2 separate regions of the Homo sapiens genome follow, and region 2 is linked to region 1. A link is an interaction called in ENCODE POLR2A ChIA-PET data of the cell type or tissue named here. Cell type or tissue: Panc1. All regions are shown on one strand. Each heading gives the region's core, and the rest is flanking DNA. Links, peaks and the distances in the headings are about the cores only.

Evidence for each region. Peaks named below come from ENCODE experiments on the same cell type or tissue, not always from the same donor. Only the 100,000 strongest peaks of a DNase experiment are listed, where the experiment ranks them.
Region 2: POLR2A ChIA-PET joins it to region 1 with 13 read pairs; 5 of 35 experiments call an interaction of 5 or more read pairs at or near these places.

Annotation. Positions count from the first base shown.
Region 1 is chr9:136,655,508-136,665,429 of GRCh38, forward strand. It overlaps EGFL7 (EGF like domain multiple 7), which reads left to right and starts at 7,409. Exons shown (of 11, transcript NM_016215.5): 1 at 7,409-7,601; 2 at 7,901-8,116; 3 at 9,185-9,278. It overlaps LNCEGFL7OS (lncRNA EGFL7 opposite strand), which reads right to left and starts at 4,914. Exons shown (of 2, transcript NR_135132.1): 1 at 4,814-4,914. RefSeq lists an enhancer at 1-219. In Panc1, for the core only: no CTCF peak of the experiment used is centred there; no DNase peak of the experiment used is centred there.
Region 2 is chr9:136,519,926-136,529,847 of GRCh38, forward strand. NOTCH1 (notch receptor 1) reads right to left here. Exons shown (of 34, transcript NM_017617.5): 3 at 3,792-4,054; 4 at 2,925-3,263. LOC124902310 (a long non-coding RNA gene) reads left to right here. Exons shown (of 3, transcript XR_007061865.1): 2 at 3,393-3,508; 3 at 5,173-5,652. Among named protein-coding and RNA genes, the nearest start is that of MIR4673, 5.3 kb to the left of the region's middle. RefSeq lists an enhancer at 6,386-7,257. In Panc1, for the core only: no CTCF peak of the experiment used is centred there; no DNase peak of the experiment used is centred there; H3K27ac peaks cover 330 bases.

The DNA.
Region 1 (9,922 bases), core at 1,029-9,028:
CTGGAGGGAGCACGGGCTGGTGGCAGCCTTGCCTCTCAGGCTGCTCCGGGCCAGGGTGACTTGGGAAAGCCAGGCTCGAGAGGTGAGGCGTTGCCTGGGGTCACACGGCTGGCAGGAATGGCCAGGGCTGGCTGCAGGGGCCCGCACTGCCCTCCCGCCTCCACCAGAACCCGCTATGTTTATTCAGGGACGTGAGGGGGTGCCCAGGTCCAGCAGGTGTTAAGCCGAGCAAAGCCTGCAGCCCCAACGAGACAGCCACGGGAGCTCGGCACCCTCAGTCCCCCAGACAGGGCTCTTCCCCTCTTTGGGCCTCAGTTTACCCATAGGTGAAAGGAGGGCACAGTTAGATGGTCCCTAAGGCCCCAGGGACCCAGGCCAGCCTTGCCCTCCCCCCAGCCCCAGCAGTAGGGCATCTGAGCCTTTCATCAGGAAAAGGAGACTAAATTTATGCCTCAGGCCCCCTCTGCGCTTGGCGGGGCAGAGGTCAGGCTTCCGGCAGCCCCCACCCCTTGACGCAGTTCCCCTTCCCCTCTGGGGGGCTCTGGGGGGGCTCTATTGTTCTCGAGGGCTGGTTCCCAATCTCCCCGAACACTCACTTCCTGTTTCCTGGCTGAGAGGAAACAGAGATTCCTGACCAGGCAGATGCCTTTTTTTCCCTTTCTCTCTTTACATTTTTTAAGGGTATTAAATAATAGTGATAATATGACGGCAGCCTTGGTGCTGAGGAGTGTGGACTCGGGGACTGGAGGAAGCCCAGGGCCACCTGCATGGGGCTCTGTTGACCCTCCTTCGAGAATCTGCTGGAAGCTATGGACCCCTCCTCCCTCCCCACCAGGGAAGGGCCCAGGCATAAACTGTGTGCACTGTGACTGGGAACAGGGAGACCCCGGCACCCTCCCCAGGACTCCCAAGACCCTCCACGCCCTGATCTGACACGTGGGGAAACTGAGGCAGACAAGCTTTCAGGGCACCTATGGTCCCTGACCCTACCGGAGCTCTATGACAACCCCGCAAGAGAGACAGGGATGAAGCCTCCAGGGAGGGACCCTCACACCCTTCCCAGAAGCCCACAGACCCCAGACACACGGGCATCCCCAGGGGAGGGGCCCCCCACCACTGTGCCTTGCGGAGACTGGGGTCCCTGTGGCTCTGGGTTCCAGTCCAGCCCTGCCGGGGAAGGCCCTGGGAGCTTGAGCAGCCACTCCCATGGGGCCTCAGTTTCCTCATCTGTAGATGGGGTCAGATCATTGCCTCCACTTCGCAGGGCCAGGGCAACGGCCCCAGGAGGAGACACCCGAACGCAGCACCTGCTCACAGGCGTACACCGTCTCTCCCGCTATTTTCTCCCCTAAAAGCTTGGAGCGCCTGGTCCCCAGCTCTCCCCACACGGGCAGGCGGGGAGAGGACAGGGCGGCCCCCAGATCTCCCCAGGCGGGCAGGTGGGGAGAGGACAGGGCGGCTCCAGCTGGGGGCCGGGCTGCTGAACTGCCGCCACCTCAACTGGCTGCCCCACAGGCCCTGAGCTCTCGGGAACTTCTCCTTCCGTCGCGGGAGATGAAGTGCTTTTTCCTCTTGACGTTAACGGCTGCCCCATCTGTCGGGCCTGGGCAAATCACAGCCCACCGAGTGGGACTTCTGTGCCATGTACTGGCGCCAGGCGTGAGGGCAGCCTCAGGGGGCCGGCAAGTCCCCCTTCCTCAGCCCCATGGGAACCTCAGCAGGGGTGGGAAGCAGTCTCCAGGGCCTGCAGGAGCGGGATCCCAGAAGCTGGACACTGGGACCAGCCCCGTTCGTGGCGCTGAGGACCCCGAAGGGACACGCGAGGCCCTGGCAGCTGCATTGGGTGGGGACTCTGAACTCACTCGAGGGTCACATGACCCTCCTTCAAGAATCTGCTGGAAGCTACGGACCCCTCCTTCCTCCCTCCTGGGAAGGACCCAGGCACAAACTGTCTGCCCCATGACTGGGAACTGGAGACCCCGGGACCCTCCCCAGGGCTCCGAAGACCCTCCATGCCCTGGTCTGACACGAGGGGAAACTGAGGCAGAGAAGCCTTCAGGGCACCCATGGTCCCTGACTCTACTGGAGCTCTATGACAACCCCGCAAGAGAGACAGGGATGAAGCCTCCAGGGAGGGACCCCCCACACCCTTCCCAGAAGCCCACAGACCCCAGAAGCACAGGCATCCCCAGGGGAGGGGTGCCCCACACACTAGGGGCTCCATCTGGGGCTCACGCTGCTCCACAAGGCTTTCTCAAGTCAGACCACCAGTGCCCACCTCGTGAGCTGCCAGGCAGCACCCAGTGTCCATCTGGGGACCCCTCTCCCAGGCTCACTCCACAGTGGAGGCCTCTTCTCTCTCCTCCCCTCCAGACTCCCTGGGTGCTGCTGGGGACATCCACGGAGCCTGCAGCACACAGCCCCCTGAGCCCACACTGCGCTCTCACCCCAGCCAGGTGTCTCCCCTGTGAAGCAAGTCTCTCCCTAGGGACGGATTCTGCCGTTTAAAAAATAAGATTTTCTTCACCTTCCTACATGAACAAAAATAACAATACAGCAATACCACTGCAAAATCATCAGAATGGCTAAAATGAAAAAGACAGACAACAGCAAGTGCTGACAAGGGTGTGGGGCGGCCAAATGCTCCTGCACTGCTGGCAGGGGACCTGAGAACTGCAGGGCATTCCCTGGCTTCCTGCCCCTCCTGGGACTGGGGACCCCCCAGGGACAGCCTAAGGGAACTGCATTTATCTTCACGTCTGCCAAAAGATAACACGAAGATGTTCAAAGCTAAGCCCCCAGGCTGGTAAGAGCTCCAAGGCACCAGCAGTGTGTGCAGAACTGGGGGGAGTCTGTTCTCCCAGGGATGCTCCCATCACCTGCTGCCAGCAGTGGGGCATGCCGGTCCCCTGGGGTGTGGCCAAGGGGCTGTGTCTCCTGCCCGGGCTGCCGGCCCCTCTCAGGTTCACTTTCCCATCTCTAAGCCCACGTCTCGCTGCAGTTCAAGTTTGCCAGGCCACCAACGGGTGACACGCCCGGCGCAGTGGGGGACTCCGCACTTTCTGCGCACCTGCTCCAAGTCACCTCTTCCAGGTCCGGGTCCCTGCCCTGTGGAGCGCGCACCCGGGCAGGGGCATGGAGCACCGGCAGGACTGGACTTTGTGCTGAGTGTGGTGGCGCCTTAGGAGGAGGTCACACAACCCGATGTGTCCCTCCGCGAAACTCCCTGAGCACTGGGTGTGAAGGGCAGCGGCGCCCAGCAAGGCCGAGGAGGGGCGACTGTTATCCAGGCAGGAAGCGGGGTGGACCGGACCAGGGTAGGGGCAATGTCAGGAGAAGGGGACACTCAGATGCAAAGCCGGTGGGGACCTGCCAAGAAGCCAGCCCACAAGGCCATGGACTCCTCCACGCCATCAGCTGGAGCAGTGGGCAGCCCCAGGAAGGGAGACGGGAGCGGCCAGGGGAAGGGCGAGGGGTCCCCCGGGCGACCCCCGAGGCTCAGGCGCCCGGACTCCAGTCCTGGGCCTCCGTTTTCCACCCTTGAACAAGCGGCTTCCACCTGTGAGCCAGCTGCCTCCTCTGAAAATGGAAGCCCCTCAACTCAGAGGGTGTCGCTCTGGGACGTGGGTCAGGGGCCGGAGCAGGCAGGGAGAGGTGAGAGGAAAGGCTGGGGACCCTCACTTCTCCCTGCCCAAACCCTCGCTCGGGAGCAGACGGCTCCTCTGCCCGCAGGCACCCCTGCCTGGCAGCTCCCTCCAGCCCCCGTCGGGTCCGGGACGTCCTCTGATGGGAAGGTTCCACCACATCCGTGGCTGACAGAGCCAGCCCGTCCGAGGCCGGGGGGCGCTCGGGGTAAACAGGAAGCCCCATCCCTCCCGCACTCTGCTTCACTCCCTCCTCCTGCACCTCCTGCAGCCCGGCTCCCGCGGCCGCGCCTGGTGCCCCTCTGTCTCGCGCCACCTGAGATGCCCAGGCTGGCCTCTGCCAGGGGCTTAGTCTGCCCTCTCCTGGGGCTTCAGAGGCCAAAAGCACCCTGGTGAGGGGTCCGGGAGGCCCGGGAGGGCCCGGGGGGCTCTGCCAGGCCCCTCCACGCCTCTCTGCCCAGCCAGCACGCTCTGGGAAGGTAAGGCAGCCCTTCCCCTTATAACTAACCTCAGAACATTCCCAGGTGGCTGGAAGGCCACTGGACAACATGGCCCTGCTGACAAGAGAGACAATGGGGAAACTGAGGCCTGTGTGGGGCACAAAGCTGGGACCAGAGCTCCAGCTTCCTGCCCCTGCCGGGCCTCCACCTCTGACACCACCCCAGGCAGGGTGAAGCCCTGGGCTCCAGACCTTCCAGTGCCCAGATGAGGACAGGCGCAGGCCTTGGGGTGGCCACACTCTCCCACCAGGTCTCCCCCTCTGTGCTGGGCCCCTGAGGTGAGGGGAGGAGGCCAGGCGTGGGGCCCGGCCTGGCTTCTGTGGGGCTGGAGCCTGGGCAGGAGGCACTGCTGACTCCCAAAATGATTCCCTGCTGAAGGTCTGTGCCATGATCCCAAACACACACCACCAGAGCGGCCAGGGCAGGGAAGGGGGCACCTCCAAGGACCGGAGGGTGAGGGAGGGGCCCGCCTGCCCCTTGCTGAGCCCCTGGGCCTTGGGCACAGAGTGTGCTCCACCCATACCAGAACCCGGGGGCAGCCCCAACCCCCTGGACCCCCAGTACCCTCTGGCGTCCAAGAACCCATGTCTGTCCCCTGCCAACCCCCCGCCCCTCCTGTCCCCGCTGGGCCCCCGACATTAGGGCAAGGCCGCAGCCCACCTCCTGTACCTGCCTCTGAGGCTCCAGGAGCCCAAGAGAGTGGAGTGCCCCTCCTGTGGTGGCTCCAGGCTATGGGATAGGGCAAAGCTGGCACTCTGGGCCTGAGCCCAGGCCTCCTTCCCTTGGGGAGGGTCTAGTCTTGGCCTGGGGAGGGGCTGGGGGCAGGGCAGAGCTTATCAGGAGGGGGTTGCAGTGAAGAACAAGTTGGCAGCAGGCGGTGCCCAGCCCCCCAGGCTGTCACCCAGGAGTCCAGTGCCAGGAGGACAGCCTGGGGAGGACGCAGACTCTGCCCTCGCCCCTTGCCTGTAAGCACAGCAGTCAGTTCACCGGGAAGGCCCCCAGCGGGCCAAGCCTTAGCAACTCGTGCACTCGGCTACTTAGCTATTCCTGCCCCGAGCTGTCCCCTGGCCGGATAGGTCTGATGACAGGGGCTGCTCCAGGTTGGGACATAGGACAAGCTGGGGTGGGGGACATGGGGCTCCCCAAGAAGAGGAAGGAAGGGTGAGGCAGCCTCCTGTGCCGAGCATCCCAGCCCTGTCCGGCCTCCAGGCTCACCTGGGCCGGTCACTTCTCCCTCTGGGCCTCAGTTTCCCCCTCTGTACACAGAAAGGGCTGGATCTAGCCCACCCCATGCTTGTGGGTCCTTCCACCAGGAGGCCAGGGCAGATCCAGGGGCATGCAGGTGGGGGAGGAGGGGGCAGGCCGCAGGGATGCAGGCAGAGGGCAAGAGGGCACCTCCTGGGATGGGGGCACAAGCCTACTGGGCCCCTATACGGTGGAGTAGCTAAGTAGCCGAGTGCACGAGTTGCTAAGGCTTGGCCCGCTGGGGGCCTTCCCGGTGAACTGACTGCTGTGCTTACAGCCAGGGGCGAGGGCAGAGTCTGGGTCCTCCCCAGGCTGTCCTCCTGGCACTGGACTCCTGGGTGACAGCCTGGGGGACTGGGCCCGGCCTGCTGCCAACTTGTTCTTCACTGCAACCCCCTCCTGACAGCTGGAGGGACAGGCTGGCCAGGGCAGGATGAGCCCCTGGGTGGGAGAGCCAGGGGGCCGAGGGAGGCACAGGGCGGCTGAGGGTGCAGCCAGTAGGGTAAGGGCCAGATCCCAGGGTGGCCTAGTGTGGAGGAGGTGGGGAAATGGGGTTCTGCCTATCTGCTCCAACCTCAGGGCAGGGGCCACCTCTGGAAAGAGGCCCCTCCCGCTCAGACCAGCGGTGCCTGGGTGCCAGGAGCGCCCCCTTAAACCAGCTCAGTGACCATGAAGCAGGTGCAGAAACAGGCCCGGAGAAGAGTGAGGTCCTGCCTGGCTGAGGCCCTGAGCCCTGACCACAGCCTGGCGCCCAGAGCAGACCCTTCCCCTGGCCGTGGGTAGAGGGGAGCTGGTTCCTGCTTGAGGGGGAGGCGCATCGCGTGTGGGTGAGGTTTCCACCTGCCCTCCAAAGTCCCGTGGGGAATTTCCCCAGCTGCCCCAGCCTCCCTTGGCTCAAGTTGCCCAGCTGAGTGGGGCTGGAGAGGTGGGGGCACACTGACCGCCCAGGGCCAGGGAAATGGGGGTGTCCCAGGCATCAGGCCGACAGGGGCTGACCCCAAAGCAGGGCTCACACCCCACGGACAGCGGGGTTGGGAGAGGCCCTGCTCTCCTGGGGTTCCAGGCGTGCCCTCCAAAGCCACCCAGCTCCCTTCGGCACCGTGTCCCCTCCCACCCAGCCCACCTTTGCCACAGTGGCTCGCTCGGCCTGAGGCTCCCACTGCCGTGTGAACAGGGAAGATGAGGGTCAGACCTGGAGGCTGGGACGCCGGGAATCTGACAGAGCACCCCCTGTGATCACCCACAGTGTCCCGCATCCCTCCCCACACCCCCGGCCGCAGCCTGCTGCCAGCCCAGAGCACCCCTGTGAAGTGGGGCTGAGGGCATTGGGCCTGCTTGCCCATCTCCAGGGCAGGGGCTCACAGCCTCACTGGCAGCTCTTTTAGGGGAGAGAGCTTGGACTCCATGCTTGTCCCCTCCCGTCACCCCCTCACCATGGGCCTCAGGGACCCACGGAACAGGCTGTTCTCGGACCGCTCAGCCTGTCTTGCCACCCCAGTCCCTTCCTGCCGGGCCTCGCCACTCGCCATCCCTCACTGGTCAAGGCTCCTGTGTGGCTGGTCCCTGCCTTGGCCTGGGGCCCCTCCAAGCTCCCGTGCTGTGTCACACACATCTGGGGGTGTCCTGGGGGAGGGCCCAGCATCCTTGGCCCAAAGATGCAGCAGCTCCCTTCTGTCCAGCCACACGTGAGCATGGCCTGTGAACCCACGGTCCTGGGAGGGCCCTGGGCTTGCGTCCTCCACCCCACACTCTCCCCAGGGTCTCCAGCAGGGTCCAGCCCTGGTTTCTGGCTGTTTTGGGGCTAGACTCTGATGGCCCAGGGGACGGCTTCCCCACCCCTGGGCAGTTTGTCCAGGCCCCCTCACACGGTGGCCCCCACCCCCCTCAGCCTCCTGTTTGTCCGACGACACGTCCCCGTTATCAGCGGAGAACACACACAGGAAGTCCGGCTGGGAAGGGCCCATCCCAATCCCGATTACCCAGGACGGAGCATAAAAAGCCGCCCTTCCTCGCCCGGGGGGAGCCTCCCTGCACCAAGCTGGCCCTGCACGGCTGCAAGGGAGGCTCCTGTGGACAGGCCAGGCAGGTGGGCCTCAGGAGGTGCCTCCAGGCGGCCAGTGGGCCTGAGGCCCCAGCAAGGGCTAGGGTCCATCTCCAGTCCCAGGACACAGCAGCGGCCACCATGGCCACGCCTGGGCTCCAGCAGCATCAGGTATGGCAGGGGTGGCCTCGGAGGGGCAGGGAGCGGACAGGGCGGGCCCCCCATTCCCCTCACTCCCGCTGACCGTGGCGCCTGCTGGCTGCTCCGCAATCTGCTCCCCAGCGAGGTCACAGGGGAGGGGTCCCAGTCTCCTCCCCTTCTGCACAGAGGAGGCCACTGAGGCCCCTTGGCCAAACGCCTGCTAGTGGGTGGCCCAGCGTAGATCCCAATCCAGTCTGCTGACTCCAACACTTCACCCCCAGTCGCCCTTCCCCTGAACCCCACCCTCTGGCCTTTCTCTCCCTCCGCAGAGCAGCCCCTGTGGTTGGCAGCAAAGTTCAGCTTGGCTGGGCCCGCTGTGAGGGGCTTCGCGCTACGCCCTGCGGTGTCCCGAGGGCTGAGGTCTCCTCATCTTCTCCCTAGCAGTGGATGAGCAACCCAACGGGGGCCCGGGGAGGGGAACTGGCCCCGAGGGAGAGGAACCCCAAAGCCACATCTGTAGCCAGGATGAGCAGTGTGAATCCAGGGTGCGGGACGTGGGGCTCGGGCTTAGGGATGACTTGCTGGGTGCGGTGGGCAAATGGGTGACTCTGTGGGCCCCCCTTGGACCCTGGAGACGCCCTTGTTCTCCCTCTCCCCAGCCTCATGCAGAGTGGCTGAAGCCCCATCCCAAAGCCCCCAAAACCACAGTGGGTCCTAGAAGGCCCCACTTTTTGTCTCATACGTCCACACCAAGAAGCCTGTCTGAGAACCCCCACTTTCCAAATGGTGCCTAGCCAGGATGGGGGCAGCGAGGGCTGAGTCGGGGCAGCCCTGGAGCTGCCCTTTCTGCTCCATCGCCTCTTCCAGACTCAGGCAGGAGAGGTGGGGAGGCAGGTCAAAGGGTTAAGTGACCGCAGATCCAGAGATGAGGCCAGGGGCAGGGGACAGGGAGGGTGGCGGTGGCTCTCCCACCCAGAGGCCCCCTAGGCCCCACTCTGAACACTTCACTGCTGGGGGCTAGGTAAGAGCTGCCCTGCGTGGGCTCAGGGCGCCAGGAGGCCTAGGACTCCCCAGTCAGATGAGGAACGCCCCCTGACAGCAGCTGCTCTGGTCGTCCCTTGGACCACGTGCCAGGGGCTTCCAGGGCCCCTGGTCCAGAGCAGTGGCCACTGGATTGCAGGGTGGGGCGGCCTCATTTTGGGGACTCCTCTCCAGGGACCTGGGCCCCTCCCTTCCTCCAGCTCCCATGCACCAAGGTAGGACCAAGCTGGTGGCCCTCTCGGACCCATCTGCAGGCCCCTTGCCCAGCACCCTGGGTTACATGGAGAGACCTCCAGCTCCACTCACAGCAGCCTCCCATCCCCATGCCAGGGAGTCCAGGGCTGGAGGCAATAACCCCATTTTACTGAGGCCAGGGGCTGCGGATCCGAGAGGACAATCAGCTCAGGACAGGATGGGGTCGGGGTAGGTGCAGGACAGGGGCCTGTAGGCCTAGTGCAGGCGGAGGTCCCACAGCAGCACCGAAAGCTGGTCCCGGGCCCCTTCCCAGCCCCCAGACATCAGGGTGACCAGGACTGTGCATAGGCACTAACCCACAACTCCTCTCCAACCAGCAGCCCCCAGGACCGGGGAGGCACAGGTGGCCCCCACCACCCGGAGGAGCAGCTCCTGCCCCTGTCCGGGGGATGACTGATTCTCCTCCGCCAGGTGAGTCCCAGCAAACCCCTTGCTCCGAGGGAACACTTCTCACACCGGCGCCCACGCGGGTTATGACACAGGGCGCTGGCTCCGGCTGGGGTCTGAGGGGCTGCTGAATTGGGCTGGCCCGAGCCCCACGTGCCGCGCCCGCAGTAACAGCTGTAACAATTGTTGTGTGGCCACGACCTCACCGTCACTAGATCCCAGGGCTGTTTAGCCCCATCTTATAAATTTGGAAATGGAGGCCTGGAGAAGAGAGGTGACCAGCCCAGGGACCTCTGGTGTGAGGAGACTCTCTGGGGGCCTGTGGATTCGCTGGGAGGAGTGTTCTGCGATGGCCCTGACTGTGCTGAACTCAGCAGTGACCCAGTGACCCCGGTGAGGGTGCCTGATGCCTGAGAGAGGGCCAGGTGGGGGCCGGCGCAGGGGCCCCCAACCTAACACGCTAAGGCTAGGAGGCAGGCCTGGGCTCTGCCATGTGGTCTCAGAGGAGATCTGGGTCTCTGGGCCTGCGGTGGGGACGGTCATGATGCCCACTGCCTGCGAGGCTGCAGGACCCAGCTCAGTGCTAACCTGCGCCGGGCGCCTACCGCGCGGCCCCCCAGCGGCTGAGATGGGCGTCCCGGGGTGGTTTTCAGCCTGGGGGGCTTGAA
Region 2 (9,922 bases), core at 369-8,368, 140 kb before region 1:
CAGGGGCTGACACTGGGGCCTGGGCTCTGAGCAGCAGGGGGACATGGGGCCAGCAGGCTGCTGGCTGGGGCAGGGTGGGCCCCTCGCAGCCCCAGGGAAGCTGCAGAGATTCAGATGGCCCATCCTCCCTGGGGCAGAGCTCTGGTGCCCACCTCCTCCTCCCCCTCCTCCTCCACAGGCTGCCAGGGCCCCCTCCCCCGAGGTATGGCCCCACCCAGGCCTCCAAGGCAGCCAGTTAGCTATTAATCCACTCAACTCCCGCTGGTTCAATGATCAACCCAGAAAGGCGCGTTCGGCAACAGCCAAACCTGCAGCCGGTTACTAATTGCCGCCCTCCCGAGATGCCTTTGAACCCCCGTTGCCCTTGGAGCTCCCACCTGCTCGGCCCCTCCCTCTGAGACATTGCCCCACCGCCACCACCCCGTCCGTTCTGTCTGTCTGCTGGACCGGAGCAAAAGCAGGCAGCCAGAGACAACCAAAATCCAAAATGCAAATCAGCTTGGGGAGCACCCAAAACCAGACCCCAGCCCTGGCGCGGTGGCTCACGCCTGGAATCCCGGCACTTTGGGAGGCTGAAGTGGGTGGATCGCTTGCGCCCAGGAGTTCAAGACCAGCCTGGACAACATGGCGAAACCCCGTCTCTACAAAAAAAAATACAAGAAGTAGCAAAGCGTGGTGGCGCCGGCCTGTGGTCCCAAGCTACTTGAGGGGCTGAGGCAGAAGGATCGCTTTAGCCTGGGAGGTCAAGGCTGCAGTGAGCTGAGGGCACGTCACTGTACTCCAGCCTGAGTGACAGAGACCTGTCTCAAAAAAAAAAAAAAAATTCAGAGCCTGGAGCCTGAGTCCCGGTCCCACTCATGTGTGGGGCCCTGCACCCCGGCTCCGAGGCAGATGGGGCCCCTGGCTGGGCCTGCGACCCCAGGGCTGCCCTGCAAAGCACTGGCTGAGGCACACAGTGGGGGAGAGGGCGGGAAGCCAGCGAGAGCCCCGTGGACCCCAGCTGGACCCTCTGCGACGTAGCCTCGGCCAGCGACCCCACGAGGAGACAGTGCTGACGTGCCAGGCAGGCTGTGCGACCCCAAATCCCAGCCAGTTCCCGGGCCTGCAGAGCTCAGGGCCGCCCCCATCTCGGTTCCCCGTGACTCCACACACAGCTGTCTCCTGGGCTCCTGACCACCCAGAGGTGGCTGAGGGCCCTTCAGGGGGCCTGGGTGCAGGGGCCGCCGGGGACAGTCTGAAGCTGGGGTCTGGCAGGCCTGAGTCATTTGGGGAGGCCCCCGGATGGTCATCTCACCCTGAAACGGCCAGACTCCACAGCAGGCAGTGAGCACACCCCTCACCGGACGGGTGACCCAGCCCCCAGCACCCCAGCCTCTGAGATCTACCCACACTCAAGTGAGTGAACCCCACCAGCCCCTCCCCTTCCCTCCCTGCCCACTCCCCAGGGCCCTGAGCTGCCCCTGCACGGGCAGTGGCTCTGAGCCGGCCCAGCACCCCTGGCATCTCTGCCGCTGGGCCTCACCAGGAGGTCCTCACCCACCCTGCCCAAGGCGGGTGGGCATCAGCTCTGCACACAGGTGGCCTTGGACAAGGCCGCACACACCCCACCTGCCCTAGCCTGAACCACGGCCCCCCAAGAGCTTGGCCCCTCAATCCGTGTGACTGGAGGTAGGGTCCCGTGCTGCTAGGAAGGCATCTGAGCCCCCACCAGCAGAAGGGCTCTGCGCCCCACCCTGCAGAGATCCAAGCTGGCCAGGGAGTGTCTGTCCCCACCCCACGCTCGCCCAGTGACTTGCAGGAAACGCACACGTCTGGTGTCTGCACGCAGAGGTGGCTGGGCTCAGCTGACTGGGCAGCCAGGGAGCTTCCCCTTTGCAGGGGCCAGGCCAGCTTGGGGCTTCCAAGGGGGTGGGGCAGCCCTTGGGCCACCCGTGGGTCAGCCAGGACCCTGTGCACCCTCCAGCCCCACCCCTGCCTGAATGCCCTCTCCCCATTCCCACCTAACAGCCATTCTGTGCAGCTGAGATTGGAGGTTTTCTTTTTTCTCTTCACTTTTTTTTTTTTTTTTTTGAGACGGAGTCTCGCTCTGTCGCCCAGGCTGGAGTGCAGTGGCGGGATCTCGGCTCACTGCAACCTCCGCCTCCCGGGTTCAAGTGATTCTCCTCCCTCAGCCTCCTGAGTAGCTGGGACTACAGGCGCGTGCCACCATGCCTGGCTAATTTTTTGTATTTTTAGTAGAGACGGGGTTTCGCCGTGTTAGCCAGGATGGTCTCCATCTCCTGACCTTGTGATCTGCCCACCTCGGCCTCCCAAAGTGCTGGGAGTACAGGCGTGAGCCACCACGCGCGGCCGAGACTGGAGGTTTTCAAAACTCTTCCTTATTTTTAGAGCTGCTGCAAAATTTACTCAAACAAGAACTACAGCAGAGAGGCTCCTACGTACAACACGGGGATCGGGGAGCACTGGGGACACGGGCAGGCGGCTGCGCCTACCTGTCACCCACACCCGCAGGAGACCAGCAGGATGGCAGGAAGGGCCATGGCTTGGGAAGTGATGGTGCCCCCGCAGCTCCCACGCCCTCTCCGGCCCCAGCCCCACTGCAGGGGAAACCCTGGGGGTTGCGCAAGTCAGGGTGCCTGCACTGGGGGGAGGCAGGGCGTCCTACAGCTCGAATGTGAGTTCCGGGAAACTCCAGAGACACGGGCTGGCACCTGGACCCTGTGCAAGCCTCCTCCCAGCGCACACCCCGCTCCAGACGCGTCCCCCCGACACCACACGCAGTCTGGGGAACTCGCCATCCCGCCTTCCCAACTCCCCGCCATGGGCCCTCCCAGGGCTGCCCCTACACCAGGCGCCCCGTTCCCACCCCCTGGGCCTGGCAGCCGGGGAGGGGCTCGTGCACCCCGGCCAGCGGGCAGCACTACCTGGCAGGCAGGCACACTCGTGGGTGACGTCGCCCGTGGGGCGGCAGGTGCCCCCGTTCTGGCAGGGCGAGGGGCTGCAGGGCACGTAGGGCCGCTCGCAGTTGGGGCCAGTGTGGGTGGCGCGGCAGACGCAGCGGTAGGAGCCGACCTCGTTGTGGCAGGTGCCTCCGTGGCGGCAAAGCCCGGGCTTCTGGCCACACTCGTTGACATCCTGCCGGCAGGTGGGGCCATGGAAGCTGGGTGGGCAGTGGCAGATGTAGGAGGCCTCGAAGGGCAGGCACTGGCCACCGTTGGCGCAGGGGTTGGAGGCGCACGGGTCAGCCTGCTGGCACGATTTCCCTGGAGACAAGGGGACAAGAGGGTCGTGCTGGCCTCACTGCTCCCCGAGGCCGGGCCTTCCCTCCCTTCAGGCCACCTGGAGGTGCCAGCCTGGGCTCCACCTTAGGTGCTATCACATTTGATCCTCAGGACCTGCCGTGAGACCGGTCGCCTTTGGCAGATGAAGGACCACAGCTCCCAAGAGGCCTGAGCCTGGGCCGTCTCTTCCCAGAGCTGACACCTCCAGACACCCTTCACCCTAACAGGTGAGGGCCAGTGCACGGCAGGAGGAAGGGGGCAGGGGCGGCCTGGACACAGAGGCTCCCCTTGTCTCGCAGAAGCGGGGACAGCAAGAGTTGGGCCAGAGCAAGCAGCTGAAAACGAGGCGATTCCAGGTCTGGGAGGGGGGCAGGGACCCTGGGGCAGGGGCTCCCAATTACTTCCGGGTCAGAGACCCGGGCCTGGATCCCGCCAAGTACCTCAAGTTGCCTGGGCAGCTGGCGGCGGGCCTGGGTCTGCCCACCCCTCAGGCTGTGGGTCCTCCCTCACCTGACCAGCCGGGCGGGCAGCGGCACTTGTACTCCGTCAGCGTGAGCAGGTCGCAGGTGCCCCCGTTGCGGCAGGGGTTGGTGAGGCAGGCATTGTCCAGGGGTGTCAGGCAGAGGGGCCCAGAGAAGCCCAGGGCACAGCTGCAGGCATAGTCTGCCACGCCTCTGCGGTCCACCACGTGGCATGTCCCGGCGTTCTTGCAGGGGGTGCTGAGGCACGGGTTGGGGTCCTGGCATCGCGGGCCCACGAAGGCCCCGCCACAGCTGTTGGCAGATGTGCCAGGGCAGTTAGTTCCCACCTGCTTCCCCAGCGCCCCCGCCACTCAGCACCGGGAACCTGTCATGGGCACAGCCGCCTCCCCCCACACCCCGGGCACGGGCACAACGGCTGCTTAGCGGGGTTCCCTTAGGGCTGATAAAATGTTCTGGAACCAGACACATGCCGCGATTGCACAACTTTGGGAATGTACTGAATGCCACTGAATGAGGCTGAAGCAGGAGAATCACTTGAACCCAGGAGGCAGAGGTTGCAGTGAGCCGAGATCACGCCACTGCACTCCAGCCTGGGTGACAGAGCAAGACTCAAAAAAAGAAAGAAAGAAGAAGACAAATGACTGCTAACTTGGGGAACAAGCTAGAGACTAGGATGTTCCAGCAGAACCCAGCTTGGACTCCACAGCCCGGGCAGGGGTCTGGGTCTACACCCGCGGAGAGCCATGGAGAGGAGCCGGGTGCATTAGCTCCGTAGAGCCTCCGGGTCTGCAGGCCTATCTGCTTTTCTTCCCAGCTTTGCTAAAGCGAACAGGCATTGCTTGGGCAGTAACAAAGGCCGTGGTTTTTCCAACCTTCAGGTGTCAACATGATGGCAGCCACGGAAAGTGTGGATCAGCCCCTTCCTACGTGGAAGCCTTTCTTTTTCTTTTCTTTTTTTTTTTTTTTTTTTTTTGAGTCTTGCTCTGTTGCCCAGGCTGGAGTGCAGGGGCGCGATCTAGGCTCACTGCAACCTCTGCCTCCCAGGTTCAAGCGATTCTCCTGCCTCAGCCTCCCGAGTAGCTGGGACTACAGGCACCTGACACCATGCCCAGCTAATTTTTGTATTTTTAGTAGAGACAGGGTTTCACCATGTTGGCCAGGCTGGTCTTGATCTCTTGACCTCGTGATCTGCCCGCCTCGGCCTCCCAAAGTGCTGGGATTACAGGCGTAAGCCACCGCGCCCGGCCAGGAAGCCTTTCTGATGGGACACCTCAGGCTGAGACTGCAATGGGGATGGGACATCTCATGTCAAGATCGCACTGGGGATGAAGGCTGGCCCGTTCCCTGCCCACGCTCAGCCCCCAGACACGTTTCCCTTTCGGCATTGAGTCTTCATAACTCACATCCAGGCACATCAGCCAGGAGCAGAAGCACCCACATTACAGCCGGGGAAACCAAGGTGCCAGGAGGAGGTCCCTCTGCCAGGTCTCTGCAACCCCGTCAAGGTGGGTGAAAGGCTGCCCCTCACCCCGGACACACAGTCTGGGCTCAGAGAGAACAAGGGGAGCCAGGGGAGGGGTCCTGCATCTCCACCCAGGCCTGGTCTCACCTGTTCCCTGCGGCAACAGGCGCAGAGCCTGCCCCCCCCAGCCACCTGCTGTGGTCATAAATCTCCGGCCCCAGTCACCTCCTGGCCTTGCGCTCCGGGAAAAGGTCTGGGACCCGCCGGGCGCCGCTCTTCCCAGTGGTGAAGCCTCTGAAGCAGAACATGCCACCAGCCTCAGCGGCCCCAGCGGCCCGGGAAGGCAGCAGCCTCACGGCTCAGGCCCTGGGTGGGCATGGCCTCCTCCAGATGGGATGTACAGAGGGAACCGTCCCGCCTTCCGGAGCCCACCTGGGTGCGGGGCTGCGGCGGCCGCCTGCCCCAGGACCGGCCCTGAAGCTGCCGGCTTCCCACAGGACCCCCACCGGCCCCCCAAGTCCTCGCCTCCTCTCCCGCTTATTCCCACCCCAGTGTCTCCAATCAAACCTGTGCTATGTGTGGCAGTGGCCTGGGGGGGCCTTACCCCGAGGGGCTTGTGGAGGCTGGGGGTGGGGGTTCCTGTGCGTTTCTCAGCAGCCAGCCACGCCCCTGTCCCAAAGGCCCGGGAGGCATCTGTCTTCCCCGAAGGCTTTTACCCGTGACCACGGCTTGGGTAGAGAGAACGCAAAAGGGCCACTCTGGCCGACCATCTGTTGCCAGAAGCCAAAAGTCCCAAACCAACTGGCTTAAAGAAAACACATGTCACCCCTTCCAAAGGGGCTCTGGGGAATTCACTCAGGCCTTGCTACGGCTCCTGCCAGCCCAGTGAGCGACGGGCACAGCCCCGGAATGAGGCTCCCCCTCCTCCATCCCATGTGGCCGGTCACTCCGGGGCTGCAGCGACAGACCTGCCTCTGCGGGCACCTGTTGGGAGGGCAGACGTGGTTCCCACTGCATGCAGATCCAGTTACAGGCTGGCCGGTCCCCGAGGTGGAGCGGCCGCTGGGAACCCGTGGAGTGCACAGGCTGGGCTGGGCTGGGCTGTGGCCACAGGAGGGGCGCCCTCCCTCCACATAAATGCCCCATTGTCAGGCGGGAGTTGGCCACAGCTCCCGCTTGGAGAAAAGGCCCTTTTTGCTTTCCCAGCCGCTGAAGTCGGCAGGGGGTGGGTACAGGACAGAGGGCGCTCGGTCATCAAAGCCGGGGCTGGAGGCTCCTCAGCCTGGCCCATGCAAGCTGGTCCCCTGCCTCCCGGCCCCTCGAGGCTCCAAGGAGCGGGAAAAGCTCACCTGCTGGGCAAGACGGGGAGGAGGGGCAGGGGAGGCCCATCCCACAGCTTTAGGGGACCCCAGAGGGGAGACGCTGGAGGTCCGAGCCCCTAGAGCAGTCTCCCACCAAGTGCCCTGAGGTCACAGGACATTGGCTGTCCCTGAATGGACCACGACACTCTGCCCGGACACCGGGCCCCACTCCCCACCCTGAGCGCGGACCCCAACGTGGAGGACTGTGGGAGAATCTGCCCAACCGGACGCATCCCAGTTAACGAGGCTGTATCACGCCGGGCCAGCAAGAGGAAAACACGCCCCATAAATCAGGCGTCGGTGCTCGGACAAAGGGCGGCTGGGAGCAGGTGTCAGACGTGGCGGCAGCTGCTCCCAGCGGGTGGGGCAGGAGCCCCAGCCGGAGGCCTGAGGAGGCTCCCGTGGGGGAATGCAGGCTGAGAGGGCCCATTGTCCGCCCCCACTCCCAGCCTGGGCATCGGACACCACAGGGAAGGCCCCTGCCACGGCCCCACAGCCACGGCTTGGAGGTTCCGTGAGACGCGCTAGCTGGGGGGAACCGGGCCGAGCCTGGAGAAAGTTTTGAGCCAGGTGTGGGGGTCTGTGTGTGGGGGGCAGCTTTGGGCCCAGTCTCCCGCTGCTGCTGTGGGCAGCCTCCAGCCTGTGCCCGCCCCAGTCTGTACCTCTCTCCCACATGGCCACAGAGCTGGAGCACCCTACAGACGGCGAACACCTGCCCTCCGCACAGCACCCAGACGTCCCTGAGAAGGTGGGAGGGACCTCAGGCCTGCAGCATGGCCATGGCCAGGACCACCAGCCTGTGAGCAAATCCTTCACAGCTTTGGCGCTGGCCACACCCCCGGTACCCGGGCCACTCTGTCTTCAATGCTGTCCCGGCGGCCAGGTGGGTGTGGGCCGCGAGGTGGGCGCCAGGGCTTGGCCGAGTGAGGTGGCACCCAACAGCTGCCGCGCCCACGGGGATCCTCAGGGCTTCCATGAGTGACCCGCACCCCACCTTCCACCGTCCCCGCATCTCCTCCTATCAGGGGCGGTGGGGAGACCCCTCTGGGGCTAAAAAGTGAGGCTTGAGATAGGGAACGCCAGTCTCCCCCGACTGGACGAGAGAGCTGCCCTGTCCACCAAGCCACCCAGCTCTCGGGCTCCCACGGAGGAGACCCAACCCACGCCAGGTGTGCCCCCGTGGACTCCCCTTCCGTGCGTCCCTCTTAGGGTCACCCGGCACCTGCCTGTCCCATCCCCCACGCTCAGTGGCCTGGCGGCGCTGGGGTAACCTGTCCTATCTGGGCCCCCCGCAGGTGAGCGGCGGGCGGGGACTCCAGGAGGGCTGCGGGGGGAGGGTGCCAAGTGGCCCCGGCGCCTGCTGTGCCGCTCCCGCCACCTCTACCGCCACCACTTTGTTCCCGCCTCAGTATTTCCACTGTGCCACTCCCACCCTCCCTGCCAGGGCCGCTCCATGGAAATGCGACTCCAGAAAGCAGCAGGAGGCAGATGCTGCCGAGACCTTTCACCCAGGACGAATTCTAAATTGTGCTGTTTTCCTTTCTAAGCTAAGCGGCCATCTGCCACCCCCAGGGGACAGAAGACAGTTCCCTCCGCCCCAAAATGAGAAGGAGGGGTGAGAGGGACTCAGTGCGGGTAGGACTCACTCACTTCCTGCCCTCAAGGAGTTTATGGTCATGCAGGGCCAGGGATGGGGGCACAGGCAGAGGCCGAGCAGAGGGGTGGGGGTGTGGGGTCAGCTGGACCCAACCCAGCTGGGGTGTCAGTGATGTGGCTGGCTCTGCACCCGCCACAGGAACCAGAGACCCTGGGTGGGAGAGGTGCTTCCCATGGCTCCACCAGGTGACAGCACCTCCCAAGGCAAGGATGGGCAGGGACAGTGGGGGGGGATGGGCAGGGACAGTGCGGGGGGGATGGGCAGGGACGGTGAGGGGGGGATGGGCAGGGACAGTGTTGGGGATGAGCAGGGACAGTGCGGGGAATGGGCAGGGACAGTGAGGGGGATGGGCAGGGACAGTGGAGGGACGGGCAGGGACAGTTGGTGGGACGGGCAGGGACAGTGCGGGGGCCTCTCCGGTGCACAGGAGCTGCACTTCCCAGAGGGGAAGGAACGGCCCTGCACACCCCGGCTCCCTGGGAAGGGAAGGGGAGGAGCTGCCCGGCTGAAATCAGCATCTTAACACATCCCACCTGCTCCCCAGCAGAGCCACAGGTCCAGCCCCACCTGCCCTCCTTGGGCCTCACTGCCAATCCCGGCCCACTGTCCTGCCACAGAAGCCCAAGGGTCCCCTGGCAGCAGTGTGGTCCCTCACAGGGCAATAAATGGGGGTCTTCTCCCCAGACACCCCCAACAGCTGCTGCTCCCAGGGAGCCCGTGGCCACGTCCTGCAGGAGCCAATCGCTAGGCGGCCAGCCTGAGGGTGCCCCTGCCCCTGGGACCCCTCCCTCACCAGCAGGACCTGCCCCCAGCCTCAAGGGGCTTTCTGCCCAGAGGGGAGTCTAGGGCTCCCACTCTGCCTGCTCCTGTGATGGCAGGGGCACCCCCACGCCCTCCCCAGACCCAGATCCTGCCGTGCTCTGCTAAGACCCAGCAAGGCTGACCACCTTCTACCTACGCCACTGACAGTGGGCCCCACCAGGTGACCTGGGCCACACAGACAGGCCCACCCATCGGCCTGCCCAAGCAAATGGGGCCATATGTGGACTGGCTGGGGGGACACTGTGACCCCCTACTGGAGACGGGGAGACAAGGCCAGACCTGGGTGGGGATGCTTCCCAAGGCAGGCTTCCATGAGGCCAACGAGCCCAGCTCTAGCCCGGACCAAGGCTTCTGGGGCAGGGGGAGTCCTGGGACCTCAGCCCCTCCCTTGGGTAGAGGCTAGACCAAGTTTCCCCAATCCCAGTGGGCACCACCCACCTTCCAGGAGGCACCGGCTGCTAAGAAATGAGCTGGGCAGGGGGCTCGGGGTCCCACCTCGGGTCCTCTCCCACTGGAACGGCCAAGCAGCCCAGCCCTGGGGGATGGAGGAGGCTTGGGAAGATGCTGGAACCTCGTTGCTCACAGCCCCTTCCCTGGCCTCCCCAAATCCCCCAGAACAAAGAGCTATAGCAAGGAAGGCCCCGGGCTCCTCAAACCTGCCAGGACCCTGTGTCCCAACCCCTGTTCAAACAGCTGGCTGGAGCCTCTGCGGTGGCTAGGAGGCCCTGAAAGGCGCCCTGCAGCCGCTGGGTCTTTCTTCCCTTTCTGCTCCCGGCTTCCTTCCCCATCTTGGACAGGAGAGAGGGATGCAGGCACCGAGGGGGCCAAGGGGCCCACGACAGCCCAGCACCACCAGG